Linked DNA regions of Homo sapiens: regions 1, 3 and 4 are each linked to region 2. Evidence: chromatin loops called from intact Hi-C (ENCODE). Cell type or tissue: heart left ventricle. All regions are shown on one strand.

Region 1 (8,000 bases), 180 kb after region 2:
AAATTGCAGAAGCAAATAACATATAAGAAGTTAACAAGTGAAAGCCTCTAAAATTTGTATGTGTATAGTTTTAAAAACATATTTATCAGTAAGTCTTAGAGTAAAGAAGGAAATCAAAATAGGAAATTACAAACATTTATAAATACTATAACAAGCATATAATATTTAAATGCTCAAAGAGTAAAGCAATAGTAATCAAGACAGGATGGTATCGGTGAAAGAATAGACAAATATATCAATGGATAAGAAGTGGGAGCCCAGAAATAGACTCATATAAATATAGATAACTGGTCTTTGACAGATAATATAGCTTAGATATTTGTCTCTTCCCAAACCTCATGTTGAAATGCAATCCCCAATGCTGGAGTTGGGGCCTGGTGAGAGGTCAATGGATCTTGGCGGGAGATTTCTCCTGAATGATTTAACACCAACCTCTTGGTGCTGTCCTCAAAATAATGAGTGAGTTCTTGTGAAATCTGGCTGTTTAAAAGTGAGTGGCACCTCCCTCTCTCTCACTTGCTCCTGCTTTTAGCATGTTACGTGCCTGCTACCCCTTCGCCTTCTGCCATGATTGTAAGCTTCCTGAGGCCCTCCTTAGAAGCTAAGCAGATGCCAGCAGCATGCTTCCTATAAAACCTGCAGAATCATGAGCCAGTTAAACCTCTTTTCTTTATAAATTACCCAGTCGCAGGTATTCCTTTGTAGTAATGCAAAAACAGCCCAATACAACAAAGGAGCAAAAGCAATATCATGGAGCAAGGATTGTTCTTTCAGCAAACGGTGATGGAACAAACGTCATGTACTGCAAAAGTTAATGTCAAAAGAATGAGAAAATAAGCCACAGAATAGGGCAAATATTTGCAAAAGACACTTCTGAGAAAGGACCGTTACCCAAAATACATGACGAACTCTTAAAAATCAACAATAAGAAACTAACAACTAATTTAAACATGGCTAAAGACCTTAACAGATACCTCATCAAAGAAGATGTATAAATACCAAATAAATACCAAATACCAAATAAAAGATGTCCAACACCTTATTTGTCTTAGTCTCTTTAACCTATTATAACAAAATGCCATAAATTTGGTAGCTTATAAGCAATATAAATTTATCACAGTTCTGTTTTTTTTTTGTTCAGATAAAATATTATAGGTTTATTTATTTAAAACTTAATTCTCACATTGGGTATGCAAAATACAAACTCCATAAAATGTTCATTTTACTTTGTACTTTACAAATATACAAAATACGCTGGGTGTGGTGGCTCACCCCTGTAATCCCAGCACTTTGGGAGGCTGGGGTAGGTGGATAGCTTGAGGTCAGGAGTTCAAGACCAGCCTGGCCAACATGGTGAAGCCCTGTCTCTAGTAAAATACAAAAATTAGCTGGACATGGTGGTGGGTGCCTGTAATCCCAGCTATTTGGGAGGCTGAGGCAGGAGAATCACTTCAACCTGGGAGTCAGAGGTTGCAGTGAGCCGAGATCATGCCACTACACTCCAGTCTGGGCAACAGAGCAAGACTCCATCTCAAAAACAAAACAAAACAAAAAACAAAAAACAAAACAAAAATATACAAAATAGAAATTTATTTAAATTTATATCATATATTTATTAAAGCAAGGAAGTATACACACACAAAAAATCTGTTCTTGGGAATAAACCATTGTACAAATTATTGCACATCTAAAACCACAGTGCATAGAGATTGTATAAAAATGTCAAAGATGTATGCCAGATGTATTTACCTGACTTAGGTCACAATGTAGATCAGAAGACAAAGATTGGGGTGCCAAGTTCTGATGATCAGGTTCTGATGAGGGCCCTTTTTCAGGTTGAAGCCTGGGGACTTCTCACTGTGTTCTCAGATGGTGGAAGGAACAAGAGAGCTCCTTGAGCCTATAAGGACACAAATTCCATTGATGTGCATTACCCTTGTCATCTCCCACAAAAGCAGGGATTTGGGGTCTGTTCTATTTAGTGATTTTTACTTGAGCATTGTGTGGAATATAGTAGATGCTTTCTAACTCTGTTGTATGTCAAAAATGAATCATTATCATTTTATGGATGACAACATTAAGGCATAGAGAGGTTAAGCACATTTCCCAAGACTGCTCATGAAATAAGTGGCAGGAGTGGGATTAGAAGCTAGTCAGTCTGTCTCCAGAGTTAAGGATTTCAACTTCTATGCCACATTGTCTCCACAGGGCTAGAGTTACCGTACTGGTAATATAGCCAGATTTATGTAGTGAGAACCAAACTGTGGGAAAAAAATCAATAAATATGATACTTCAAGCAATTATATAAATAACAGCTAAAACAAAAGAGAACTGAAATGAGAATGTGGCACCCTAGAACAGCTGACATGGGACAAAAATACCTTGGAACCCACACTCCGAGTCAAGAAAAAAATCAGCATTTATTTCAGAGCCTTGGTATATTATAAAATTATTTTATGTTTCAGTTAATCATACAGCAAATATATTCTAATGATGGCCAAAATTAATTATGCTCCTTGGTAGAAGTGATATAAACTTTTAAAAATAACTATTCTTTTCTGTTTGTTTTTACTTATTTTAAGTTTAGGGGTACATGTACAGGTTTGTTACATAGATAAACTTGTGTCATGAGGGTTTGTTGTACAGATTATTTCATTACCCAGGTATTACGCCTATTACCCATTTGTTATTTTTCATGATTCTCTCTCTTCTCCCACACTCCACTCTCTGAAAGGTCCCAGTGTGTGCTATTTCTAGCTGTGCACCCATGTGTTCTCATAACTTAGCTACCACTTATAAATGAGAACATGCAATATTTGGTTTTCTGTTCTTGTGTTAGTTTGCTAAAGATAATGGTCTCCGGCTCCATTAACATCCCTGCAAAAGACATGATCTCATTCTTCTTTATGGCTGCATAGTATTCTATGGTATATATGTGCCACATTTTCTTTATCCAGTCTATCATTGATGGGCATTTAGGTTGATTCCATGTCTCAACTACGTTTTAACAGAGACACAAACCAAGCCTTGATGAGGGATTCTTGTTATATCATTCTGAGAACGTGTCTCTTTGCCTTCTTTCTAGCCTCTGTATGGGTTGGAGGAGTCTTGCCTGTGAAATGTTTCCAAGAGTACAAGCCCAGTAGCAGCACTGGTTGCAAAAGAGGTAATAAAATGTTCAGGATTAGGGATCCCCAAGTGGGCCAGCTGAAGACCATACTGCCATGAGAGAATTGGTAGACAATGGATATTGTAAAACAAATCAGAAATCCTACTTTTTTCTTTTTCTGAACAAGTGGAAGTGAATTTCAGGGACCAAGGCAAGGAAGAAGCATTGTGCTCTGAAAGTGTCCTTGACTGCACTTCTGGTTATTGTCAGGAATATTATGTGTTATGTTTGCTGGCGTATGCCTTTCCTCTATCCTCAGTGTTCTTGCTTTTCCATTATTGTAAAACCAGGACTCAGTAATCTTAGTAATGGCAGTAATCTTAGTAAATGGTAGTAATCGTAGCAAATTGCCTTAACCTCTTTGAGCCTACTTTTCATTATCTGTAAAATAGGGCTACTAGCCCTTAATATGTAATGTTTTCATAAATATTTAATGAGTTGAAATTTAGAGTGCTATGCATATGCCGTGGCAATTAGCAATCAATAAATAACAAATAATAGTAGCCACTATTAATGCTATTTATCTGAGACCTAACACATGAGCTTGTCACACAATATGTGTTCATTAAACATATGTTACACATATGAGTCTGATTGTGAACTTTTACAGAAGACTGACTACCTCTTCCCTAGACCCCATCATATTGAGGTACTCCTAGTTGGTGCTTAGTGCATTTGTTCATGCTAAATATTTACAGGGATTCAACAGAGAACAAATCTGGTGTTGAAAGTATCGAAATTTAGAGTCTGATGAAGACGCAGTCTCCAATTTTTCTACCTGGTAAAGTTGCCCTGGTGTGGATATTATACTTTGTCTTCCGTCATGTAAATGAGCTTTCTTAGTCTGTTCACTAGCACTGGCCTCAAGTTGATGTCCCTCTTGCTTGATCTTAGGGATGGCTGGCATCTTGAAACATTTTCTCCATGCCAGTAGTCATATTTGAAAAAGGAGGTGGTGAGTTCTCAAATATGACAGAATGTCTATGTTTTAAAATTTGCTGAATATGGGAAATTGCCTTGGGCACGGCTTTCATTAGATGCTGGGGTTACAGACCTGGGTGCTGAGTTAAGCTGCATCGCCATCTCGTGGTCAGTTGATGTGGTGGCCAGAGACAGAGCGTTTAATGAGTATGTGAGTGAGCAGATTTCATATGCTAGAGTTGAAGGGAACTTGGGGGTCACCTTGTAGACCTCTCTTACTTGTACACAAGAAAAATGAATAGAAGAAAAGAAATGACCCAATCTTTTTGTTACAGAGGTTAATCACAGAATTGCCATCCCATTTAGTTGCTATTTCTCTCAACAGTGTGCAATATAGGATGTGTGTCTTTAGCTGAATACTTGAGTTTTCATGTAGTTGCATGACTTACTATGAACATGAACGCTCTTACTTTTAAAATGGGGCTGATATTATTGTTGTAAGTATCAGTTGAATGATGGAGTATGCAAAAGGACTTTATAAATAATTAATTATTGAAAGAAATCTAAATATTATGTTTTAAAATTTTTTTGGTGTGGAAACAGATGCCGTCTCATTCAAAGTTGCATCTGCAGTTGAAAGCCACTCACTTATTTATTCATAAGTTAACTTCCATGAGTATGTATTGGGCAGTTGCTATGTCATCACCACAGGAAGAAAGGACACAAAGAGTAAGAAAACACAGACTTAACTCTTAAATAAATTACAGTCTAATGATGAAGAAAACATTAATACAATGTGCAATGTGTTGTGATAACAGATATTAGAGTAGATCCCAGAGACTGGTGCCAACTTCAGTGCTTGCACATAAAAAGAGAGTGTTCAATTCTGTGAGTTGGGGTGGAGCAGGGTTGCAAAGACAGAATAAGCTTTATATAGGCAAAAATAAACTTGAGTTAAGTCTCAGGTAAATACCAGTAGTATGCCAGGGAAATAGGTGAGGGCAGTTGGGAAAAGGAAATTATGTATATGAAATGCTAAAACCCTGAAAAACAAAACTTTAAAAAGAACAATATTATCTTATAGTTATGAAAATATTTTAGTTCTGGACATATGTCTTAAGGAACTCATGGATCTCATTCCAAACAAATGACAAAATAATTTGGCTTGGGGCCAGTATTTCATAACATATAATAAAATTTGATATTTTTTGAAATTATGAAAACTAAGATAATTTTAAATTGTGGAATACGTTATACCATAAAGAGTCAATAGAAAATGATGAGAATCAAATGCTTTATGAAAGCTCATCTAGACTAATGGTTTTATCAATTTCTATATTACACACTCATCTTTTAGTTCCATGTATTAACAGCTGTTGGAGTTTTTTTCTATTTCCCTTTCATCATACCAGGTATTTGAAAGAAAACCTTAATGGCCTAAAAGTCATACTTTCTCATTTCAAATTCCTTCTAGTTTTCTTCACTATCCTCTGGCATTCAGAGAATTGCTTTGTAGACATATTGATTGACGGCCATCTATCCACACATCAGGCATTCTAAATGGCTCCCTTCTGGACTATCTCAGAAGAAGAAATATTCATTAGCCCTTCAAAACACAACACTGAGGACAACTCTGTCAAAGAAGATATTTCTACGCACAGCGAAAGTCAAAAATTACATTATTCCTGGGTATGTTTTCCTCTACCTCTGCACATCAAGGAGAACAGAAAAACTTAAGTTTTTAGACAGATAACAAGGTCACAAAATAATTTGAAAAGAAAGCAAGCATAGAGAATTTCCAAAATGCATACAAGGCTGACTGTGTTTTAAGAACTTGGTTTTTGCCTCTCTCATTTTTTACTTGCCCACACAAATACCGCACTTTTCAAAGAGGTACTGTGTCCTGACTTTATGCCTGCTTAGGTTACCCATGCCTTTAAGTGCCTTCCCTACCGCTGACTCTCATCCTTACCTTTTCAGTGACAACCATCATTCAAGATTAAGCCCAGAAATTGCAGCCTCTGGGAAAGAGCTGACTTTCTAGGCTGGAATATATGCATGTTCTATATGCTCCCTTGGCACCTTGTGCTATTTTACTGTGGCAGATTGATTGATTGCAGGCATTATTCCTGTTTTTCCTGCCTCTCTGTTTCATGTGTTTTGCAGTGGAACTTTGAACCTCATCCCATCAAGAGGCTATTTCCTCATTCCTTTGAATCTGAGTTTGCCTTGTGATTTGCTCTGGCCAATAGAATGCAGAAGAATATTTGTTTGCCAGTTTCAAGCTAGCACTCAAAAAGATTGCATCGCTTATAATCGAGGACTTATAAGATCCTAATAATTGCTAGGGGAGGGATAGCATTAGGAGAAATACCTAATGTAGATGACAAGTTGATGGGTGCAGCAAACCACCACGGCACGTGCATACCTATGTAACAAACCTGCACCTTCTGCATATGTACCCCAGAACTTAAAGTATAATAAAAAATTTAAAATAATAATTGGATACTAATTAATTGCCCAGTTTCTCCATGCAGTAGTCTTCAGGCATCTGCCATTATGGTGGCTCATAAGAAAGATAACAAAATACAGATGTATTAAGGCTTTTCTACACTAAAGGATTTCACTAACATAGACCAGAAAACTGCACCCTGAGGTCAAGCGGCCTTGCACAGTATCTTTGAGACTACTATCAAGGCTTATCTTGAGAAGTGGGTACTATCAAATATGTATGCCAGCTGAGGGCAAAAGTGAAAGCAAACAACTGATAACATACATACATATCTAGTGAGTTCTTTCAATCTCAAAAGGATGCTCAATTATTTCTTTGACTACTGTCAGTTTTCATTAATTAACAGAAAAGATTACTGAGAAATATATATTACTTTGTAGGGTTAGTTGGTTTAGTGGTGTAATTATTCTTGGCAGAACTCTGAAAGGACACAAGTAATAACACCTTCAGATGCCAGTTGTCTTGGCATTGAAGACTTGAAATTATCCCTTGGTGATTTCCAATCCTGCCAAACCTCTGTGAAAAAACACGCTAGGCATATAGTGTCCCAATAAGGAAAAATCACTGCGTCAGAAAAAGTGCCTATGATCACCAATGTGCTTGAACCTATTAATTATAGGGAACTAAACATTTTCTCTGGGTTTTGTGACTCCTATTGGAGGTTTCATTGACTTCTCAGTTATCATAGTAAAAACCCTGGGACATGTGGTTTAAAGAAGGAAAATGTTAAGTGCAATTGGAGTGCGTTCCTGCTTCTCCACCACCTCCCTGAAGCCCCGTCATATCCCTTGTTAGTTCTACCATGTCTTTCAGATGCCAATTTTTAGTCCACAGGAGGAACATGAGCATGCCAGAAGCTGTCACCATGTGGAATTGTTCTGAAAGTCACACATACTGTCCTCTTCACAGGTTAACATTCCTGGCCCAAGAATTTACCATTGCAGAAAAGTAATATGGATACTTTTTGAATTATGACATAATAGTTCATATATGTGCATACACCAATGCTTAATCAGATAACCAAATGGCAATGAAAGGCAGCCATAGCTGGCCCAGCCTATGGGCCTTCCTGAAAATACCGTATTCAAAATAGTGAAATTATTCTCAGGGAGGAGGTGAGAAAAATCAGGGATTCCAAAGGGATGGTACATATTTCTGAGAATGAAAAGTGGCTCTATACCGTTCTGTAAGCCAAAGCCTGAGGTGCCTCCAACTTGTACCCACAGAGATAGTCCCTCACCAGGTATGACTTTCACTGAATTAGATCACTTCCCATCCTTTCAGTATATAAGTCATGAGTTGTGTAATTTGAAACAAAGACTGGAAAAGAAAATTGTCTATCAAGGAAGAAATGCAATTCTTCCTTACGCAAAATAAATCCAGAGATAAAGCCCAGGG
Region 2 (8,000 bases):
CAATGTCAATTTAGGCAATCCAGTGGTCATACTCTGTGCACAGCCTCCTTCCCATATCATGTTTTGGAAACACCCTTTTGGTGCATTCGAAACTCTGAATGAGGAGCACCTCACACCCCTGCTGCTGCAGAGCCAGACATAAATGATAAAGGCAACTGAGCCTCTAGCATTCTGTCTGTTCCTCTACAAAATAGTCCTAATTTATTTTTCTGGGTTGATTTCATGGGAGAAGTCTAATGGTTCATTTACCTCTTGTATAAGGTCTGCTTCTGGAAAACCAGTTTCTCCAGCCAAGCGAGAAGCTGTAGTACAATATGTCCCAAGTGGTAACTTCTGACAAAATTTTTCACCAGTTCAAGAAAAATGATTATGAAGAAGAAGCAACTACATAATTTAAAAGGTTGTACTTTTTCTGATATTTTTAAAAATTAAAACATTATTTGCATTATAAGGTACATTATTAGAAACCAGTAGTTATTTGCAATGCTTCTATATGGCAAAATTAAATGTGTTTCATCTTCTGGCACCATTTCTAGAGGGCTAAGTGTGTGGGGGTATGAATCACTTATGATTATAAAATAGCCAAATACTTCATTGTTCTCAAATCAAACAAACTCATTTTGTTCAAAGGAATATTGGTTTGGAGAACATTCAATTGCCTAGTAAATGCACAATTTTTTTTGTTCTTGTCTATTTACATTTGGAGATGATGTGGTCCTCTTTAGAGAGGTGGAGAGAGATGGTACTATTTTGTGTCTAGCTTGACAACCCATATACTTATTAGAGACTCTTAATAAGTCTCTAATAAGACTCTAAATAAGTCTCTAATAAGTATATGGCTTATTTTCAATGAGTATAATATGATATAATATGAATTGAGAATAATAAGTATAAGTCATTGAGAGTCTCTAATAAGTATATGGCCTATACCTATTATTCTCATTAATACATAAAAATAAAAGGAAATATCAGAAACAGCCTCATGTTCTTAGCCAACTTTGCCTGAAATGGTAAGTGAAATGTAAGTTACTATAATAAACATTTGTGCATATATTTTTCTATTCTTACCCAGTGAAATAAGATATATTTCCATTTATCAAATGAGGAAACAAAGTTTTGAAAGTTTCAAGGTTACAGGTAGTAAACAGCAAAGCAGAATTTGAGATCAGAGGTGTTTAACTGCACAGCCCAAGTTCTTTCCACTATTAAATAGTTTTAAGAGGCATTTTAACTCTTCTGAAATTTGTTTATAAGAAATACATCAAGAATTATTATTTTAATTTTGGAGACTAGTCAAAAGACAATACTTGTTCTTATTTGACTTGTCAGGACTGATTTGCATTTCAGTAATGAGGTGTTAAGTCCATACCAAATTATACTACCTGGTGACACTTGATCCAAAGATGAATGGCTAAGCCAAAGAGTACCTAAGTAAGGGAAGCTGTCTTCTTCAGGATGCCAAGCATATAAAATAGAAAATCCCATCAAAATCAGAACGTTTTAAATTTTTTTGATTTTTAGAAGAATGAGTTACATTGTGGATTTATTATTATAAAGTAACTGAAAGACTTCTGAATTTGCTAACTCTACATTTATTTTTAACATTGCTTTTTGAAATAAATGCTATAATTAAGAGGGAACTGGTTTATTTCTTAACATGATAGATAAAAGAAGACAAGATATGGGTCTCATAAAATTGTGGTTCCAATTACAAGGTAAGTTGCAACAAGTTCAATGAAACAACTTGGCCAATATCTATGAGGAATTCATGTTTACTGTCTCAATCCCTCATCCTCTTAAAAAAAAAAAAAAGCACGTGTTAATACTACTGTGATAAATTAGAATTAGGGACTAAAACAGTCCATGCATTTTTCCAGAGGCATCAAATTATCCTGCAGAGTAATTACATAATTTTAATTTCATAGGTTTTTACTTCTTAGCTTTGAAAGAATTGTTTAAAATTTTGATGTTGTTTAACTTTGCCAAGAATATTTCTTAGTGGTAAAAAGTAGTCAAACATTTTAATTTAAAAAGTTTATTTGTATTAAACATTATTTCGATAATAAGATGACAAAGGACTTTTGTCCTTCAACATTGTAGCTTCTCTCTGCTCATTAAGTGTCTGCCAAGGATAATCCACCAAGGATAATCCTGAAGACAGTGTTAGTCTTTGATACAGATAAGCATTAACATTTGCCATCCCCAACTGCATTGCATTTATTTTCTTTATTATAATAATTCAAGCTTCATGCTTAGATCACTAGAGGACATAAAACAAATTAAAAAATCAACTATACTGCATTTACAATGAATGAGGTGGTGCATTTCTCCTGCTTTCTTTCTTTTTTTCTTCATCTGTTACTGCATATAATCATCATATAATTTTAACACTGCATGAAGCTGCTACTATGACCCAGGTACCTCACACGATTAATAGGATTTCTAAGACTGTGATTTTTCTGCAGATGGAGATGTCAAGGCTCTCAACAGCTTGCCAGCATCATAAAGTAAGGAAGAGTTAGATAATAGTTAAAAACATGAAATGAGTTCATTTGTTTTATTTAAAGTCAAGTGAATTTCATTTCCCTTTAAGAAATGTATTTTCTTAGAGATAGCTGATTAAAACTTTTATAATATATTTAAATATTCATCTGTAAATTTTAAAATATTGAAAATACCTTGCATGAGACCACTGCTCATTGGAACTTACTTAGTTCCCTTAGTTAAATATGGTTTTAAAAACAAATTATTTTTATAATTTTAGCTACTTCCTTAGTATATGAGTCAGTAAACCTAGCTATAATAAAGGAATGATGTACACTTTGAGCTCCTAGAAAAAAGATAACATGTAGAAAACTTTCTCATCTGAAAACAAAAAATAAACAAAACAATATCAATGGCAACAACAAAACTGTCATAAAGATCCCAAGTCAGTGAACTTGCTGCTTCCTAAGACTACATTTTGTTGTTGTTGTTGTTGTTTCACTTTGAACAATTGACTTATGCCTTTTTACATAACAGAGAATTGGAAAACTGGCCCAGTGCTTTCATCAGGGTCAAGGTTTATGAGCTATTTTTTCATGGAAGCAAAGGCAAACTATATTTACGAAAAAATAAAACTTCACTAAAGTGACTGGCCAACTCTTCTTTCCTTAAAAATATCAACCCTTCATTTTTGATAATACATGTAGCGAGAGTAATAATAAATTCTTTTAACTTTTTCTCAGAGGCAAAGTGAAATTTAATTCGCATTACATTTTTTGGGAACTTCGCCATTTTAGTAACTTCAGAAAAGATTATCCTGTGTATATCCATCAAATGGTGATTTCTTTGTTCAGATTTTTTTCAACCCTGTTATTTTCCTGCCCAAGGCAATAATGCAGGTCATCTCTAGATGCTTATAAAATTTCTGAAGAGTAATCCAATCTCCCCTGTGGCAAATACACAATTCAAAAAGTAATAGTCACCACCACTAGAACATAAGATCCACAAGAACTAGGGCCATATTTGTCTTCCTCATCCTTTCTCCCCATGCCTAGAGCAGAGCTCATCCATGATGGGTTCCCGATATAGCTTCTGAATGACTGAACAAATAGATCCATTGGAATTATCCTGCGGCCTTTTGAAAGTCTTCATATAACATTTGTATTTGGGTTTTAAATAGCTATACAATATATGTGTTGAAGAAGCTATTTCAAGTGTTTTTCAGTCGTTACTACTGAATATACTTTATATTTTTTCTGGGTTCCTATAGGCAGTTTATTCCAATTGTAGAAGTTGCATTTTTCTTCTGCAAACTACTGCTAGAAAGCATGTTCTGAGTAAATATAGGACTTCTGAAAGAAGTGCCTGATCATAGTATGGAATTTCTTCCAGAAGGAAGTACACATGGCGGAATCATGATATAAAGATTTTTTTTTCTTTTCATCTCCAGTAAGAAAATACACCCCTTCAAAAGGAGGAATGTGAATGAGCTGCCATGTAAACTGAGTTCATTCCCCTTTGGCCCATCCACTGAGCTTCAATCTTTCTGGAGATTTATCTTCTAAGTGTAATGCTCTTGGAATTTCCAGACCAAATTTTTCTGAAAAGATGATAAATCAAACTGTCTTTAGGGTGTTAGGCTAAAGATATATGTAACACAATTATATTGAATATTTACACCATACCTTAGTGATAAATATTTCCTTTGAAACTTTCTAAAGAATATAAGCAGCTGGATTACAAAATGTCAAAAGTAAAGACAAAACTAAGACTCAGAGATTAAGGGAGTATTTTGATACTTGAAAGATAAGATTTTGTCATAAAATTTGATGTGTTTTGCTTTTGATAACTGATTATTTTACAATTTAGTAATGTTGAAACTCTGTTGTCTGGGCTAAGTGAATAGTAGAGAGACTGACCTGATTTTCTTAATATCTAATATTTTATAAAAGCATATTATAGAATTAAGATTAAACCATTACTCTGAAATTTTAGAACATAAGACTTTTTTAATTCAAAATTTTATTTTGTAGAAGAAGGGATATAAAGCTCAGAAATATTTTTAAAAATGATTTGTCCAAGATTGCAAAGTAATGGAGGAAAAAAGGAAGAGGGACAGAGAGGGAGAGAGAGAGAGAAAGAGAGAACAACAACGCTACTTTTCTTTCTATCCTGTTCTGCTTCCTTTACTCCTCATTAGGTGGCACTGTCTCTCAAATTTAGAGAGATTAAAACTGAAAATGCTAAACTCTCAGAGTTGCCATTCCCAAGAATAAAACAAGTAAGGTAGGTAAAGAGAAACTGCATCCCACTCACCCAAATCAGAACACTGGACCACTCGAAGATGGCATTGACAGCGGAAGGGGCACACTGGGCCTAGGGAGGGCTCGAAGTCGCGGTCATCAGGAACTTCTGGGCCTATCCCAGAAGCCTCATCTTCTAGCATAAAGTCAAATAAGCCTCTCTGTTGAAACGGTCCAGCCCAGGAAACTTGTGCAAGCAGAAGGAGGATGATAGTGGCCTTCATGATTTATCTCATGTATTTTCACAACCAGGGAACCTAGGAAACAAATGAGAGATTTAAGAAGAGTAGCACTGCCTAATCTGTGTGTCGTTTCTTATATAATATGCCACAATACAGTGAGCACAGAGAAAAGATGCAAAATAATATTTCATTTGTTATCAGGAAGCAGAGCATTAAAAATGTATTGAAAGACAATCAGGTACATTATAGTATCATTTGCACAGCTATTTACTTAGGATGAGAAATCTGAGTATTATTTAAATCTGCTTGTTTGAATTTTGGGTCTAAACTAAGATGATATACTATATATCCAAATCATTTGCAAAATTGTCATGGTAATAAATCATGTTGGGCTTTTCAATGCTCACTTAACACATGGTCAGATAAAATTATCTCTATCCACATAGGAGATCTCCAATTTCTGCTTCAGAAATATCTCTGGAAGCCAGTCACATCTCTCCATCCTACCACAATTATTTTGATCCAGGCCCTTCTCATCTCTCCCTAAACTACTACAAGAGCTTCTAATTCATCTCTGCCTTGCATATTTCCTCTATTTCAGTCCATCTTCCATTTTGCTGCCTGAGTCATCGTCTAAAAATTCAATTTTGTCTTATTAATTTCTACTATAAACCATTTATTAACTTCCTATGGCTTATCAATACTGTCCACAGTCCCTGTGCTGTATGTCAGACCACTCATAAATTGGTATGAATTAATAGCTCTAGCCACATTCCTTTTCATTGTCACTCCATTCCCAGTCCTCACCTGAACCCTGACAATCAAAGCTACTTGCCATGTAGAATACCGACCTTGCAAGAGAGTTGTAAAGATTAAATGAGATAGTGGGCTTCTCTTCTGTGTCCCCTGGCTCATCCAGGCAAGATGCTGCTTTCTCCCTCTTCTCTGCTCCCAAAGCACGTTGCTCTTACCTCTTTTAAAGAACTTATCACATTATATTGCAATTTGTTTTGCGTGCTTGGTCTGTCCCTCACTAGACGATGTACTCCTTCAGGGCGTGTCTTATTATTCCTTGTTCTGTACCCGGGCCTTGCACAATATTTTGCACACAAATGACTCAATTGACCATCACTTTATTGACAAGACGATTTATTCCATTTGTTCCAAGCAATCAGTCTGATTTTTTAAAACACAAAATTAGCTTTTTTTCAGTATCGAATTTCTGATATAAAAAAAGCAGATTGAAAACCTCAACTTGGTATAAGCAAGATCGGCTTTAAAAAATAAATCAATTTCCTAGTTTCTCAAACATTATGTTTAATAAGCTAATAAACACATATGGAAAATTCTGATTTTTATGTGATGTATATATGATCTCATTTTGCTAACAGGGCATTTTGTAAAAAAACAAGTATTGTTTTGATAAATGTATTCCATATTTATCCATTCATTCCACAAGCACGAATCTATGTTGTTAAATCAACTGAAGTGCACTAAATAAATCTGAGTGACAAAATCGTAATAAATCTGAATAACAAAAGTACTTGATTATATAGCAGCAAAGTCATTTGGGAGATGAAATATTTTTTAAATTGCATTGAAACCATTCTGATATCTCCAAAACATAGTAGATATTTAGTCCCATCATAGCAGATATTTAGTCCCATCATCTCTACCTTGAATTGTACACTTAGACGAATCCATATTAAAGCTGTACGTTCGTAAGTAGAATCTTACAGCTGTTTTGAGTCATTATCCAATTGTAGCATATTAAAAAAAAGAAGAAAGAAAGAAGGAAGGAAGAAAGAAAGAAAGAAGGAAGAAAGAAAAGGAAAGAAAGAAAGAGAAAAAGAAAGAAAGGAAGAAAGTGAAAGAAAGAGAGAGAGAGAGAGAAAGAAAGAAGAGAAGAGAAAAGAAAGATCTTTGTATGATCTAACCTTAAGGTATCTTCTGGGAATTTTTGCCTAGATTCTCTAGAGAAGAAACAAATGTTTTTCAGTTTCTTACATGTTTGTTCTTAGTTTATATTTACTACTGATATGTGTCTAAGGCAGCACATGTTGAATACAGGCTTGTGGCTTTTCATTTAACAAAATATCATAAAGATTATTATTCACACTGCCACTTTAAGTTCAACATTAAGCTTCTTCTAGCAGCCCACTCTCATTCAGTTACTGAGTATCCCTTTAAGAGAAGACTTTTGTTTTGGCAGCCTGTTCCTTTGGATTGTATCTGAGGGAGTGGTTTTGTATCTGTTTCCCATTAAAAATGCAATGTTTATGGTTTACCACAAGCTTGCTAGCCTTGCATATTTAATGTCTTACAAGTTTAAAAGAAAAATGAAGCAAAGTCATTGCAGATTTAATAAATAGCAACGACAGTTAATGCAGATGTCACTTTGAAATCTTTTCTCCAGAGCAGAACATGCCTGGTTGTTTCACTAACAACCCACAAAAAGAAAATGTTGAGTATTAGCTGAGAGAAATAGTATTATAATTTATGTTTGTTTACTCCTGTTAAAATGGTACAAATTCTCCAAACAATATTCTTTTTGATTGAAGCTGAATATAGACAGGCAGCTTATAACTTCAATCACCGACCTTTATTTCATTTTCATTTGCTCGTGTGTGTGTGTGTGTGAGAGAGAGAGAATGTATGTGTGTGTGTTCATGTGTGTGTGACAGAGAGAGAGTGTATGTGTGTGTGTGCATTTAACCCTGACTGTACTGTGAAAAAATAATTGCATGTCCAGAAACTTTGTGCAAAATCTTCCATAAAATCATCTGTTTTAAATTAGTGTCATGGTACTTCAAGACCCAGCATCTTAAAACATTTAATGTGGGCTGTCAATACTGATAATTCCTTTCGTCATTTCCTTCTTTCCTTAATTAATCAGAAATATAAAGAGCAAAGAGCAGCTGTCCAAGTAGTAACCAAAGAGATTGTTATTGAGATGATATGCTGTTTAAATTATACTGAAACTGTTTTAAGTAGTCTAAAAATGCATGACAATGTCCAAGATGCTAATTAC
Region 3 (8,000 bases), 99 kb after region 2:
CATGTGATGAAAGGCTGGTGAAGAAAATATGTGAAAATAGGAATAATCCTCTAAAATAATGTAGTCTGTACGCCACTGATGAGGGAGGTCTGAATTTGGTAAAACTAGTGGTCTCAGGTTGGTAAATGATACCCTCAGTTTTCAAAATAGGTATTTTATTTGTTAGCATTGGAAATGACTTAATCTAGTCTGCCTTCTGCCCTGTTGAAAAATCACATTTGCAAATACTATCTTTAGAAAAAGTGTATTTTGTCACCTGTGTTTTCAATGGTCCCATCCATTTTATCCTTGCCATGATTTTGTCATGTTTCAGTGTAGGGCCACCAATATATGACATGGGGGAATACTTCACTGACATTGCATAGTGAGATGGGAGGAGGAGAAAAGAAAAAAAGAGTAAAAATGAAAAAATCAAATGGAAGGAACATCCTATTCATAATACTTAATATTTAAAAGAAACAGAGAGTGTGTTATAAACATGAAGAAGAGTAACACCCGGACAGCATTTGGTGTCATTTCTTTCCATGCATAAAAATGGAAAGAAGTACTCCACGGAGTATTCAAAAATATTCTTCTCTAAACTGTCTTACGAGTAGCAAGAAAGGACATCAAATAGAATTTTGTTTTTTGTTTTAAACATCACAAATCCAATGTGTACTTATTGTGAATTATTAAAAGAATTCACAAAAATATGGAAAAGTGAAATTCCTTTCACTTTTGTGCCCTCATTACTGCTCTAGAGAGGTAATCTCTGTTCAAACTTTGTTGTGTCACACACGGTTATTCCAATTGCACTTTACGGGAACTTGGAGAGGAGGCATATGAGGTAGTGGAAAAGTACCAGGAAGGAAAGTTGCGTCTCAGGTCTGCCATTCTGTGGATTTTGGAAAATCTACTAACTTCCTTGGGACTCTGATTCCTGATGTGTAATATGAAGTGGCTCCCAGGAAAGATGGAGTAGAATTTACCACCATCTGAGCGATTGCTGGAAATCCGGAGGGATATTTTGACAACTTTGTTTGTCACTGTGACTATGAGAGCCTTCTGATGCCTGTTTCCCTCAGAATGGGAATGCTACACATCTCCAAAGCACAATGAAGAATTTTCCCACTTCAAGTGTCAGGAGTACCCCTACCACAAAGCAAAACAAACAAACAAACAAAAAACCTCGAACATTGCTATGGTCTCTTCCAGCTGACAAGATCTCACAAAGTAAAGTTGTTGGTGATATTGACCAATACTAACATTTACAAAGCAAATTTTCTTTTTAAAAGAAAATTGTAAATCCCACAATTATCTAGATTAAAATGATTTTTCTTTGTGCTCTAATTCAATAGAAAAGGTAGTTTTTAAGTCTATAAATCGCTTTATTATTTTGGTGATTTCTCAGCTTGCATTTTGCTATAATTTGCATTATTAAAATATTCTGCTGTGGAACCAGTTTTGACGATTTCCCTTTCTTTTTTTCTTTTCATATTATGTACATCTTATTAGTTTCTGAATTTTTCATAGAAGTTTGCCTCTTTTATCACACAATACTAAAGAAAACACTATAATAATACATATAAAGGTACACTGTAGCCTAGAAGCTTCAAAGCTGATACTGCATCCAAGTGATTTTTAAATGATTATTTAATACTTAATTTTTTCTAAATTGCTTCACATGTTCCAGGGAGGCCCAATAGTCCAATCCTTTTCTATTAATTTTATTTCAAAAAAGCCAGGTTTGTACATTGGCCTTATGATAGTCATGATAATAATCAAAATATATAAAACTGTTTTACATTTGTACAGTATAAATGGAAAGTTATAGCTTATTTCTTCACATGCTTTCACAAATATTATTTTTTATGATCCTCCCAACAAATCCGAGAGACTGCGTAGGCCAAATAGTATTATTTTCAATTTGCAGATGAAGAAGAAAAGAACACTGCAGAGTTAACTTGGCTTCCAGAGAATCTTCTTATACCAAACTCATTTTCTTCAGGGGTTTAAAAAACACTCATGTAAACTTTATTTTTTTTTTCTTCAAATACACTTAATCTGGCAAGGTTCTTTCACACAGCAATAAATAGCATTTGCTATCTTTGAGAGAATGCCAGCTGGTCTCCTTCCTAGTCCTGAGGTAAACAGAAGGCTGCCTGCTTGTCTTGAGTCTGCTCTTGCTAATTAGAGGATTTGTGTTCTGTTTCCCTTTAAAAGGCTTCTGGAAAATGGTAGTTCCCTTTTTTCTCAACCTTCCACGCAGTTCAGTGTTAGAATCTTCTCCTTGAGTGCCCTTCTTTCTTTCATGGGCATGACAGTGAGAAAATCCCCAAGAGCTACTGAGCAAAAGCAAAAGAATATTTGGATAAGAAATTAATCCATATATGGAATGAGAGCCATGAGAAGTTTTCATTTCTATTTCAAATCTAAACTAAAGCAAAGACCCAGCAAAATCTTTTTACTTTGGAGGCTTAATGTAAATATTTTTCTAACTGGTGTTTTTAGTTGGAAATCCTGAAGATCAAATAAAGATTTTTCTTTCTCACTCACTTCTGCTGAACCCCTACTATAACTTATTTGGCCAGGGCTAAAATATTAAAGCTTGAGTTTTCACAGCCCATCGTTTCCCCATTTCAGCTAAAGAAGGTTTGGTCTCACCAACAGATTTCTGGACAATTTTATGTAAATGGATGTCACAGCAGGTCAGGGGATAGAATAATGGCAATGGGAAAAAAAATTTGTAAGATCATCATAACCAAAGGTCAAAAGAGAGTTTGGAGTAGTTTAGAAAGGAAGAGGAGAGAGATTTGGGATAGTCACTTATTTGTGGGAGATAGGTAAAACTAAAACATATAAGGAAAAGTTATGTATTAGAAGTTTTTCTATGTGTTAAGAATATATTCTTTATTTTACCCTGTGGTAATTTCAAGAGAGGCTTCATTAAAGATGCAAATTACTTTTAATTCCTTGGGTAACAGGCTGTTGCTTGTTTGAAAGTGATATTGGCACTAAACGCTAAGAAAGCTAGGTTTTATGTGTATTACATTTGAAGATTGACATTTTCTTTGTGGAAGAGTCATCGGTGTATTTATCATATCCGTAAAAACATTAACTGCCTGATTTTCGAAGTTGGATTGTTCTTTTTTGCATGACTGCTATCAAGCAAGACTAAGAAGTAAAATATGTGACAATGAAAGACAAAGACAAACCAGAAAAATAGTTATTATTTTTCCTTTTTACCTTCTGAAACTTTTCTTGGTACTGGTAATCACATGTATTTAAAAATGGAAAACTTGGAAAATAAGAACTATTCATTTATTCGAGCTAATTCAACATTTGAATATTCATTCTGTTTCCAAAATGTAGATAATACAAAGGTAAGCTGAAGCATTCTCTGCCTTTAATAAAAGAAGTTGTATAAAAATTTATTCACACACATTGTATAAAATAAAATAAGGAAAATGCCTGTCACACACACAATAATATAAGTCTGCACAGGTAAGAGAGCTCAAATAAGAAGCCCTTCTGAATTCATGTTGTTACCTTAATTTTTATTCACTGAGTACTGAAAGAGTTTGGGAAAACAAGACAAATGCCCATTTCCCTTTTACTCCATGAGAGTCATCTTTAGGTAATTAGGGTTTTTCCAAAACATAAATTATTTATTTCTTCCTACAGTCACATATGCAGACCAGAAGTCTCAAGTATCCCAGAAATGAAGTAGCTTTCAGTCATCATCATTTCTACTAAGAAAACTTCCTGGAATTTAGGAAAACTGGGTAGAAACTCTCCAAAGTCCTCTCAGCGTCATTTTTTGTCCTGTCCAGATGGATATTCTTGATGAGCATTTTTTACATCATTCCCTCAGGCAGTTTGATAAATTGTTGCTTTTATGCCTGCTATGGCCCCGTTCTGAAAAATGAAGTTAAAATGATATTTATAATTATTCCCATAATTGGAGCAAGGCCAGAGCTCTGTGTATTTCACATTTAGACTAGTTACAAAAACTTGGCATTGATTGTGTCTCCACCTCTAAATCTGAACAAATAAGATAAGTGATTAGCAGGTATGGTTTTAAAATTAAATCTTAAAGGCCAAATCACAAAAACACTTTTTGAAGCTGACAAATCACTGAGTATTTTGTAACTGATTAACTGTCAGTCATCCACAAAATCCCCTACCTTTAACTTTGACTCTGCATTTATTTTATTGCTTTAGTTGAATTGAGTCTCACCTCTGAGAACACTGCTTCCTCTGCAGCCTTCTCAAGTGGTAACTGTTTCTCCCACATCCCTCAAAACCCTAGACCAGGCTTTTTTCTCTCCCCCATCGCTCCAGCCAGTTGTCCTCTCTGCTCTTCTAGAAGCTGCTCATTTCAGGCTATATTCCCTTTCTCCTCCATGAAAATACCTTCCTTTGAATGTCATTTTATCAAAATATAAACATACAGTCAGATGTAAGGATTTCTGATATTCAATAGCACAGTAGGGTGACAAGAGTTAGCAACAACATATTGTGTGTGTGTGTGGGTGTGTGGGTGTGTGTGTGTGTGTGTGTGTGTGTATAAATACACATTTTTTTTTTTTTTTGAGATGGAGTCTCGCTCTGTCGCCCAGGCTGGGGTGCAGTGGCGTGATCTCAGCTCGCTGCAAGCTCCTCCTCCCAGGTTCACGCCATTCTCCTGCCTCAGCCTCCTGAGTAGCTAGGACTACAGGCGCCTGCCACCACGTCCGGCTATTTTTTTGTATTTTTAGTAGAGACAGGGTTTCACCGTGTTAGCCAGAATGGTCTCGATCTCCTGACCTCATGATCCACCCGCCTCGGCCTCCCAAAGTGCTGGGATTACAGGCGTGAGCCACAGCGCCCGGCAACATATTGTATATTTCAACATAGTTGGAAGAAAGGATTTAAAGTGTTCCCAACACAAAGAAATGATAAACGCTTAAGGTGATGGATATCCTAAATACCCTGACTTGATCATTATACATTCTGTGCATGTATCAAAATATGACATATACCCTATAAATATGATTTCAATATCCACATCCATACCCTTTCCAATTTTCTGACCTCTTTCTTCCCTGACATGCACTCCTCCATTCACGTTGCCCTTCACACTATCTCAGACCCTTATTATCATCATACTCACACTAGCTTCCTTGCAATTTCCCAAACACATTAAGCACAACCTCATCTCTGGGTCTTTGTACTTGCTCTGTTCTGCCCTTAGAAATGCTCTTCCTCCTCATATCTGATGGCCACAGTCTTACCACTTCAATTCTCATCTAACTCATTCAAGCTTTCCTCACATTCTTTTTCAAACAGCAACTCTTCCACCCACTTCTCCTGCCCTACTTAGTTACATTGTTTTTATACCATTCAAGACTCTCTGACATATGATTTATTTGCATATTATTCATTTCTCCACCCATATTAGACTTGAACTGCAGAAAGGCAGAGATATTTGTCTGTTTTGTTCACTGCTGTATCCTTAGTAACTGAAATATACAACATATATATGCCACATAGTAGACATATAGTAGATATCTGATGAATAAATTATTTCCCCTTTTTTGAAAAGTGTGGTATGATATATTTTCATGGTTTAAATAATTCCATATTTAAAAATTGGTCTAAAGGTGTGATAATTATAGAAATAATTCCAACCTAGACATGTGAGTGACTAAGATATTTTTTACTCAGATTCAATTGAACATGGTTTTTGCCCTTCACCATGTAAATCCTGATCTCAGATTTTAAGTAAAGTGGTACTTCAATTGTGTCAGATATATAAAATTATTTCAGCATTTTTGCCAATTTATCGTTTATAAAATAGCTAAAATTCTGTCAGTTTTTTTGTTTGTTTCCACAAACAAGTATTGTCTTCTTAAAGAAAGTAAGACTGATTATTCTTTTCCATATCATGTATTGTCTTCTTAAAGAAAATAAGACTGATTATTTCAGAAGAAAACCAAGCATATACCCCATTGTTCCTAAGACTATATTTCTTGTTGAAGTCCGTAAAATAGGATTTTGCTTTGAAGCTGTCTTCTCAAATAAACAAAAGCATGGATTCCTACATGAAGATACTCACTATAATCAAACCATCACTGTCCATGTAATCCACTGCCCCACTACATCTACATATTCTCAAAAGAGCACACAAGTACCTTTTCTCTCTTTCGGAGCACTCAGGATATGTGCATCACTACAGGGCCTGTTAATCATTGCAAACTTTCAATAAATAACAAATCCTTGCTGTGACAACTGTTGGCCAAAATGTTTAAAAAGAAAACAGCAAAGTTAGCCAAAAAAAAAAAAAAAACTTTCATGTCAAATTTCTTAATTACTGCTTGTATACCTTGACTGTGAGTCAGATGTGGCTTAAAACTAATAAGAACTTGGTTAATACTCTAGAATCCCCTTCATAGCTCAATAATAAATTTTTGGCAAAAGCAAAACATATTTCCCTCAATCACTCTAAGTATTATATAAAGATAACCACTACACCAATAATAATATTTATTTTTAATTAGTTTACACTATGTACCAAAAACAATGTTATTTATATACTGCCATAATGCTAATCTTCATTGGAGTACTATGAAAAAACACTTTCAGAAGAATGTAAGATCTAAGCTGAGATACATGGTTTAGTAGAAAACAGTTCAATCACTTGTTTGAACTTTGGGAAGGGAGGAAAGATCCAGGCAAAAGGAATAGCATTTTAAAAGCCTAGTAGTCAGAGATAATATAACAAATAATACAGATTATTTCCTATGCAATTAATGCATACAGTTTTCCAGGGCTCGAGTGTAGGCTATAGTGCAAGAATGTGTTGGAGTGGATGTGGACCAATGGCCAGACGAGAACTACAAACTTAGTCAAAGGGTAAATCATGTGTACCTCTTAGTCAAGAGGCAAATCATGTGTAATCATGGTAAAGCATGTTCATGCATGTGTAAGCTACAGATAATTAAAGACTTTGGATTTTATCTAGGAAATCTGGTAATTGTTGACCTCTGTATTTGTTTTTATGTTTTCTTTTTCTACCCCGCCTTTTGTTTCTCTTCTTGTTCTCTCCTCTGCTTTTTGGCTCTTCCTTTTTTCCCCTTATGTCTTCTTCCCCTCACTCCTATATTTCATTTAAGCACAAGAAGTGTTATTAATAGATTCAAGAAATCATTATTGGACATCTACCTCATGTAAGCCACTCTGCTAGATACTGAGGAAGTTTATTCAGCAAGACAGACCTGATTCCATCCCTCATAAAACTTACAGTCTGGTGGACAAGACTGGCATATTCAGAGAACTGAAATAAACACAGTGTTACTTGGAGTTCAAAGTAGGGAAATGCCATGAGATGAGCCAGAGAAGAAAGAAGGAACAGGTCAGAGGGTGTGTTGCAAATTAGATAAGGAATTTTGGGTTTTATGCTAAGAGCAACGGGAGGACGTTAAAGTACTTTTCAAATTTCCTCTCCTCTTATTCATCCTCTTCATTATGGTTTCCATTCGTTTATGTCACTGAAATCATTTTTAATATGGTTTCAAAAACCTTAATAACACTCAAACTACTGGACATTTTCTACTCTTGACTATGCAGCATCATTAAATTGCCTCTTTCCAGAACACTCTATTCTGTTGACTTTCATGACACTAGATTCTCTTGCCACCTCTGTGGCCACATTTTCCTTGTCTTTTTTTGCCAATTTGGCTTGCACTTTTCTGCTTAGACTTTAAATGTTGCAACTAGTCATGGTTGAATCCTAGGCCCTCTCCTCTTCTCACTCTATACAATATTCCCATGCTATCTTATCCAGAATCATGCTTCTTTTACTTGTAGCTCCATTCCAGACAACTTTTCTGAATTTCAGTCTCAAATCTCACTGCATATGGTAGATCTCTATTATAATTTTACACAAACACTTCAAACTCAACATGCCTATCCGTAGAAAAGGAAGAGAAGAGGAGGATCAGGCTGGGGGTAGGTAGATATGTGTGATTGTGGGTGAA
Region 4 (8,000 bases), 66 kb after region 2:
GAAAAAAAGCATTAGTCTCTCCAGTGTGATTTTTTTGGTACATCCCACTCTAGGGAAGTCCAGAAACACAAAGTGAGATCAGAATTTTTTACTAATTTCTTGCCCTTCTGTTTCTCTCCAACCTGGCAATGAGCTGTGGAAAACATATTTGTGCAAGGCCAATGTGAACTTTTTCTGAACCTCTCAAGACATCCACTCTTACTCACAGAAAAACAGTACTTTATGGTTCTTTTTTAACATCAACTATTGAAGCCACGAATGAATGGTACAATGACTTCTCCCAGTCCCTGCCCAATCAAAATTCATTTTCTTTTCTTTACTTATCACACTTTAAATAATATTATGCCAATATCTAGATTTATAGGATGCTTAACAGAAGACATGAAATCAGTTTTGTTGTCAGAATGAAATGGCTGATACTCCTAAAAATGTCTCTTTTCTGTCTCCCAAGCTATTTATGCCAAAACTACATTGAAATAGAATGATGCTTAATTGACTGAATACAATGAATTCTTTTTTAAAAGGTCAATGTCTTTTATCGTGTTTTATCTTTCTTAAACTCCAAAGTTTTTTGATCATTTGAGAGTGGCAATGCAAAAGAGTTAGAGATTGTTTATTTTATTTTATGAATGGAAAAAAACTGAAATGAAGACAAGAGGCAGTATTTGTTTGCACTATGTTTACTAGAGTCCCAGGAGTTTTTCAAAGATTTAATGTTTTTTTTCTAATACAGTGCTCCCCAAAGACCAGTTTGGTTAATAAAAATGATAATCTGCACAATAGCTAATGCAAAATAATTTACTCACATATAAACTAAAAAGAAGGATCCTTCTAGGAAGAAAGTAATACACTGAAGGCAAACCAACAGTATCTCTGAAATTAAGGAAAGGGCAAAGAAAGCAAAGAGGAATTATTCTCCCATCCATCTCTCCACAAATCCTCTGCTGCAGTGCTTGAAGGGATGCTGCATAGTTTTCAGGGATTATCTCTTGACGTTACGGATTTTCAACTAAGGGTATTATTATGCTCTGGAAAAGAGAGGCTTAGACATAGGAACTGTTATTTTTTCCACTCAATTATTTCACAGAAACCTTGGATTTTTAAATTTTATTTTTAGAAGTCATGGGCTGATAGCATTACAGTCAGCATAGTTATTTGTTTGGAATATTTTCAGAAATATCTTGAGATTTATATTATTCTTTGATTTTTTTTCTAAACAAAATGAGTTTAGAGCTTAACATTATAGCACGTAAAACATAAGCTACATGATTTGGGCACCACTGATCCAGACCATATGTTCTACTCAGCTTAAATGTGATATGGGCTGCTGTTTCCATTGTGCTGTGCCTTGAGAAACATCAGGTTTCCATTCCAATTTCCTTATATATTTTCCAGTGCTTACAAGTACAAAGAATAATTGCTTTGGAATTTTTTCTGAAGCTCTCCCGTTTGCTTTCCTATCTTCAAGATATCTCTAAATTCATCCCTTCCTGATACAGGAGCATATATCTTGTTTTATAGTGCATCAGAGAAGATTCCTTTACTTCCTAGAACATTACAAGGTTGAATATTTCTTTATGCAGTTCAATACAGCGTGGAATATCATAATGCAGGGATTAGTAAACTTTTTCTGTAAAAAAATATTTTAGGCTTTGTTACCTCATATAGTCTCTGGTGGGACTAGTCAACTATTTGAATGTCATGCAAGTTTCACATGTCATCAAACATTATTTTTTAATTTTTTATACCTCTAAGTGGTTAAATATATTACAATCATTCTTAGCTCATGGGTCATACAACAAAAGCCTAAGACTATATATTTTCTTGAGTCGTAGTTTGCCAACCTCTGATCTGGTGCATTGGTTAGAAACCGAAAGACTGAAATTAGCCATTCTTGATTAGAACGAAAATTCCACCATTTATTGTACAGCCTTAGGCAAAAAGCAAAAAAAAAAAAAAAACAAACAAAAAAAAAACTCTTGAGCCTTAATGTATCCTTTTTTAAAGGCACGACAATGCCTATTTAATAATGTTAAGAGTTAAATAAATTTAAGTTCTTAACATGTACTCATTGAAGTCACTTTATTGTTGTGCTAAAATGTTTTCAGGTAGAGAAGTAAATCTGTGTCACCTTGTTTCTTTCTCTGTGTAAACAGACAATAGCCAATTCCTACCTTTGGTTAACAACTTTCAACAAAACTTGAAGCTTCTTCCTGTCATTCTCTTTTCTGCCTCAAACCATGCTGATTCTTCTAGCTTTCACTTAAAGAGATGTTTTTCTCCAACTCTTTAATAATAATCTGAGATTCTTTCAAACCCTCTGAAATGTTTCATATTCCTCTGAAATTATGGTGCCAAGAACAGACTGAGTTTTATGACAAAGTCTGCAGCCATGTATTCAAAGTTTTTGCATAACCACATGAAACATTCCCAGAGTAAGCATCTCTGATTAATATTTTCTGAAAATATGAGTATCATACCTAACAATTTCTCTTTTCCGGGGGTAAGGTGCTTTGCATATTATTAAATATTCATCTCGCTATTTATGATTGTAGTGGTATTTACTGTTTTATTTAATTCAAAGTCCTGTTGATGTTTTACAGGCTATACTGTTTGATTTCGTATTTCTTCAATGACTTACCTCAGCCATAATCTTAAGAACTGCCCTTTAGATGGGGTGGCAAGATGGCCAAATAGGAACAGCTCAGGTCTGCAGCTACCAGCGAGATCAACGCAGAAGGTGGGTGATTTCTGCATTTCCAATTGAGGTACTCAGCTTATCTCACTGGGACTGGTTAGACAGTGGGTGCAGCCCATGGAGGGTATGCCGAAGCAGGGTGGGGCATCACCTCACCCAGGAAGTGCAAGGGGTTGTGGAACTCCCTCCGCTAGCCAAGGGAAGCCGTGAGGGACCATGCCCTGAGGAATGGTGCATTCCAGCCCAGATACTATGCTTTTGTTCTCAACCTGCAGCAGGAGATTCCCTCAGGTGCCTACACCACCCGGGCCCTGGGTTTCAAGTACAAAACTAGGCGGCCATTTGGGCAGACACCGAGCTAGCTGCAGGAGTTTTTTTTTCATACCCCAGTGGTGCCTGGAACTACAGCGAGACAGAACCCTTCACTCCTCTGGAAAGGGGGCTGAAGCCAGGGAGCCAAGTGTTCTAGCTCAGCGTATCACACCCCCATGGAGCCCAGCAAACTAAAATCCACTGGCTTGAAATTCTTGCTCCCAGGAGAGCAGTCTGAAGTCAACCTGGGATGCCAAGCTTGGTGACGGGAGGGGTGTGAGCCATTACTGAGGCTGGAGTAGACGGTTTTCCCCTCACAATGTAAACAAACCGGCTGCGAAGTTCAAATTGGGTGGAGCCCACCTCTGCAAAGCGGCTGTAGCCAGACTGCCTCTCTAGATTCCTCCTCTCTGGGCAGGGTATCTCTGAAAGAAAGGCAGCAGCCCCAGTCAGGGACTTAGAGATAAAACTCCCATCTCCCTGGGACAGAGCACCTGGGGGAAGGGGCAACTGTGGGCGCAGCTTCAGCAGACTTAAATGTTCCTGTCTTCAGCCTCTGAAGAGAGCAGCAGATCTCCTAGCACAGTGCTCGAGCTCTGCTAAGGGACAGACTGCCTCCTCAAGTGGGTCCCTGACCCCTGTGCCTCCTGACTGGGAGACACCTCCAAGCAGAGGTCGACAGACACCTCATACAGGAGAGTTCCGGCTGGCATCTGGTGGGTGCCCCTCTGGGATGAAGCTTTCAGGGGAAGGAAGAGGCAGCAATCTTTGCTCTTCTGCAGCCTCTGCTGGTGATACTTGGACAAACAGGGTCTGAAGTGGACCTTCAGTAAACTCCAGCAGACCTGCACCAGAGGGGCGGCCTGACTGTTAGGAGGAAAACTAACAAACAAAAAGGAATATCGTCAACATCAACAAAAAGGATGTCCACACAAAAACCCCATCCGAAGATCACCAACATCAAAGACCAAAGGTAGATAAATCCACCAAGATGATGAAAAACCAGTGCAAAAAGGCTGAAAATTCCAAAAACCAGAACGCTTCTTCTCCAAAGGATCACAGCTCATCTCCAGTAAGAGAACCAAACTGGACAGAGAAAGAGTTTGATGAATTGACAGAAGTAGGCTTCAGAAGGTGGGTAATAACAAACTCCTCTGAGCTAAAGGAGCATGTTCTAACCCAATGCAAGGAAGCTAAGAGCCTTGAAAAAAGGTTAGAGGAATTACTAACTAGAATATTCAGTTTAAAGAAAAACATAATGACTTGATGGAGCTGAAAAGCACAGCACAAGAACTTCAGGAGGCATACACAAGTGTCAATAGCCGAATCAATCACGGGGAAAAAAGGATATCACAGATTGAAGATCAACTTAATGAAATAAAGCAAGAAGAAAAGATTAGAGGAAAAATAATAAAAAGGGACAAACAAAGCCTTCAAGAAATATGGGACAATGTGGAAAGACCAAACCTATGTTTGATTGGTGTACCTGAAAGTGATGGGGTGAATGGAATCAAACTGGAAAACACTCTCTTCAGGATATTATCCAGGAGATCTTCCCCAACCTAGCAAGACAGGCCAACGTTCACATTTGGGAAATACAGAGAACACCACTAAGATACTACCAGAGAAGAGCAACCCCAAGACACATAATCATCAGATGCACTAAGGTTGAAGTGAAGGAAAAAATGTTAAGGGCAGCCAGAGAGAAAGGTCGGGTTATCCAAAAAGGGAAGGCCATCAGACTAACAGCGGATCTCTCAGCAGAAACTCTACAAGCCAGAAGAGAGAGGGGGCCAATGTTCAATATTATTAAAAAAAAAATTTAATCCAGAATTTTATAACCAGCCAAACTAAGCTTCATAAGCAAAGGAGAAATACAAATTTTTACAGAAAAGCAAATGCTGAGAGGTTTTGTCACCACCAGACCTGCCTTACAAGAGCTCCTGAAGGAAGCACTAAATATGGAAAGGAAAAACCAGCACCAGCCACTGCAAAAACATACCAAATTGTAAAGAACATTGACACTATGAAGAAACTGCAACAACCAACAGGCAAAATAACCAGCTAGCATCACGACAGGACCAAATTCACAAATAATGATATTAACCTTAAATGTAAATGGGCTAAATGCCCAAATTAAAAGACACAGACTGGCAAATTGGATGAAGAGTCAAGACTCATTGGTGTGCTGTATTCAGGAGACCCATATCACATGCAAAGGCACACATAGGTTCAAAATAAAGGGATGGAGGAATATTTACCAAGCAAATGGAAAGCAAAAAAGTGCAGGGGTTGCAAAAAAAGAAATCAAAGACCTAAATAAATGATGAGAGCTACTATGTTAATGAACTGTGATTCAAGATATGAACAATCTTCTAATTGATCTATATGTTTAATGCAATTTCCAGCAAGATTTGTATAGACATAATCAAGCTTATTCTAAAGTTTATATGGAAACACACAGATTCAAGAATAGTTAAAACAATCTTGACAAAAAATACAATGGAAGGAATTACTCTACCTTGGAACCAACCCAAATGCCCATCAGTGTTAGACTGGATAAAGAAAATGTGGCACATATACACCATGGAATACTGTGCAGCCATAAAAAGGATGAGTTCATGTCCTTTGCAGGGGCATGGATGAAGCTGGAAACTATCATTCTCAGCAAACTAACACAGGAACAGAAAACCAAACACCGCATATTCTCACTCATAAGTAGGAGCTGAACAATGAGAACACATGGACAAAGGGAGGGGAACATTACACACCGGGCCCTGTTGGGGTTTGGAGGGTAGGGGAGAGACAACATTAGGATAAATACCTAATGTAGATGATGGGTTGATGGGTGTAGCAAACCACCATGGCACACGTATACCTATATAACAAATCTGCATGTTCTACACATGTATCTCAGAACTTAAAGTATAATTTTAAAAACATTTTGCAAATAAAAAACAACTGCCATTTTACTTGTTTCTTTTGATTTTTAATTATAAACATTTATAATTTATAAATTATCACTTGTAAGGATACCTCTGATTGTACTTTTATAACAATATCTACCTTCCTCTACCTGTCCCCCCATTCATAACACCTGGGCATCTACTAATCTGTTCTTTGTCTCTACCATTTTGTCAATTCAAGAATGTTATATCAATGAAATCATATATTTCAGCATTGGCTTTTTTTACAGAGCACAATTTCCTTGAGATTTATCTGAGTTGCTTTGTATCAATAATATAGTTTGTGTCTTTATTGCTGAGTAATGTTTCATGGTACGGTTGTATCAAGCTTGTTTATTCAACAGTTGAAGAACATTTGGATTGCTTCCAGTTTTTTTGCTATTATTAACAAAACTACTGTGAACATTCATATACATATTATTGTGAGCATTACTCTTCATTTCTCTAGAATATACACCCAAGGATTCAATTGCTGGGTCACGAAGTAACTATATATATTTAGTTTTATAAGCAAATGCTAAACTGCTCCCCAGAATGGCTGTACCATCTCACATTCCCAGCAACAATGTATGAGTGAGCTAATTTGTATGTCTCCTGACCAGCATTTGGTGTTGTAACTATTTTTCATTTTATTCATTCTGATAGTCCTGTAGTAATGTCTCATTGTGATTTTAATTTGAATGTCCTTAATACATAATAATTTTGAATATCTTTTCTTTTGCTTATTTGCTATCTGCATATCCTCATTGGTTGAAATATATTTGGCTATTGCCCATTTTCTAATTGAATTGTTTTCTTTTTAATGTTGAGTTTTGAAAGTTCATTATATATTCTAGATACTAGTCCTTTGTCAGATAGGTTTGCAAATGTTTTCTCCAAGTCTGTGGTTTGTCTTTTCATACTCATAAAGGTCACTGTCAAAGGAAAAGTTTTTCATTTTGATGAGGTTCAATTTATCAATCATTTTGTTTTACATTTAAGTCTGTGATCCATCTTGAGTTCACTTTTAGAATAACATGTAATTTAAATCAAAGTTCATATTTTGCCTATGATATACAGTTGCTCCAGCACTGTTTGTTGAGAAGGCTATCCTTCATCTAGCAAGTTGTTTTTGAACTTTATTGCAATCATGTCGGTATTCCTTTGGGTCTATTATTGGATTTTCTACTCTTTACTATCGATATTTGCTTGTATCCCTATGCCATAATATACCCTCTCATTTATTATAGCTAAATAGTAAGACTTAATATCAGGTAGAATAATTCCTTCTATTGTATTCTTTGTCAAGATTGTTTTAGCTATTCTTGAGTCTGTGTGTTACCATATAAACTTTAGAATAAGCTTGATTATGCCTATGTAAATCTTGTTGGAAATTGCATTAAACATATAGATCAATTAGAAGATTGTTCATATCTTGAATCACAGTTCATTAACAGAGTAACTCTCATCATTTATTTAGGTATTTTATTTATTTCAAACAATATATTGGGATATTCAGTGTAGAGATCCTGTATGCATTTTCTTAAGTTTATACATGAGTTTCATTTTATTTGGAGTGATTAAAAACGGTATTGTGTTTTTAATTTGTTTTCACATGCTATTTTTTAACATATAAGAATGAGTTTCTTTGTGTTGGTTTTGTATCTTTCAAACTACTGAACTAACTTAACAGTTCTACTTTTTAATTTTTATAGAGATATCTTGGAATTTTCTTCTAAGACAATCGTGTCATCTGCAGATAGGGACAATTTTATTTCTTACATTCCAATCTGTATAACTTTCATTTCTTTTTCTTCCCTCACTGGAGTGACCAGAACTTGTAGTACTATGTTAAATATAGGAGGTAAGAGTAGACATCTTTAATATGTTCCTAATCTTAGGGGCAAAGCTTTCAGTATTTCACTATTACATATACTGTTAGCTATAAACTTTTTTTTTTTTTTACATTTTGCTATCATGTTCAAGCAAATATTCTGTAATTATAACTTTCTGAGAGTTTTTGTAATTAATGGGTGTTGGAGTTT

What was found. Hi-C counts contacts between places; a loop is a spot of excess contacts. Peaks named below come from ENCODE experiments on the same cell type or tissue, not always from the same donor. Only the 100,000 strongest peaks of a DNase experiment are listed, where the experiment ranks them.
Region 1: a loop joins it to region 2, with 2.8 times the contacts of the local background. A loop is called at or near these places in 26 of 110 quality-filtered maps.
Region 3: a loop joins it to region 2, with 4 times the contacts of the local background. A loop is called at or near these places in 6 of 110 quality-filtered maps.
Region 4: it touches region 2 in a loop (3-fold over the local background); 13 of 110 quality-filtered maps call a loop at or near these places.

The regions. Positions count from the first base shown.
Region 1 is chr12:91,351,336-91,359,335 of GRCh38, forward strand. All of the region lies in intron 2 of LINC02823 (long intergenic non-protein coding RNA 2823), which reads left to right. LOC105369896 (a long non-coding RNA gene) reads right to left here. Exons shown (of 9, transcript XR_001749251.2): 8 at 1,750-1,900. Among named protein-coding and RNA genes, the nearest start is that of LINC02823, 28 kb to the left of the region's middle. In heart left ventricle, a CTCF peak has its summit at 4,254 (motif pointing left); a DNase peak (open chromatin) is centred at 4,236.
Region 2 is chr12:91,173,542-91,181,541 of GRCh38, forward strand. DCN (decorin) reads right to left here. Exons shown (of 8, transcript NM_001920.5): 2 at 4,801-5,044. The coding sequence starts at 5,011. Among named protein-coding and RNA genes, the nearest start is that of DCN, 5.3 kb to the right of the region's middle. In heart left ventricle, a CTCF peak has its summit at 4,672; no DNase peak of the experiment used is centred here; H3K4me3 peaks cover 8,000 bases; H3K27ac peaks cover 8,000 bases.
Region 3 is chr12:91,272,939-91,280,938 of GRCh38, forward strand. LOC105369896 (a long non-coding RNA gene) reads right to left here. Exons shown (of 9, transcript XR_001749251.2): 9 at 3,287-3,897. Among named protein-coding and RNA genes, the nearest start is that of LINC02823, 50 kb to the right of the region's middle. RefSeq lists an enhancer at 1-57. In heart left ventricle, no CTCF peak of the experiment used is centred here; no DNase peak of the experiment used is centred here; H3K27ac peaks cover 4,373 bases.
Region 4 is chr12:91,239,593-91,247,592 of GRCh38, forward strand. No RefSeq gene overlaps it. Among named protein-coding and RNA genes, the nearest start is that of DCN, 61 kb to the left of the region's middle. In heart left ventricle, a CTCF peak has its summit at 3,812; no DNase peak of the experiment used is centred here; H3K27ac peaks cover 3,365 bases.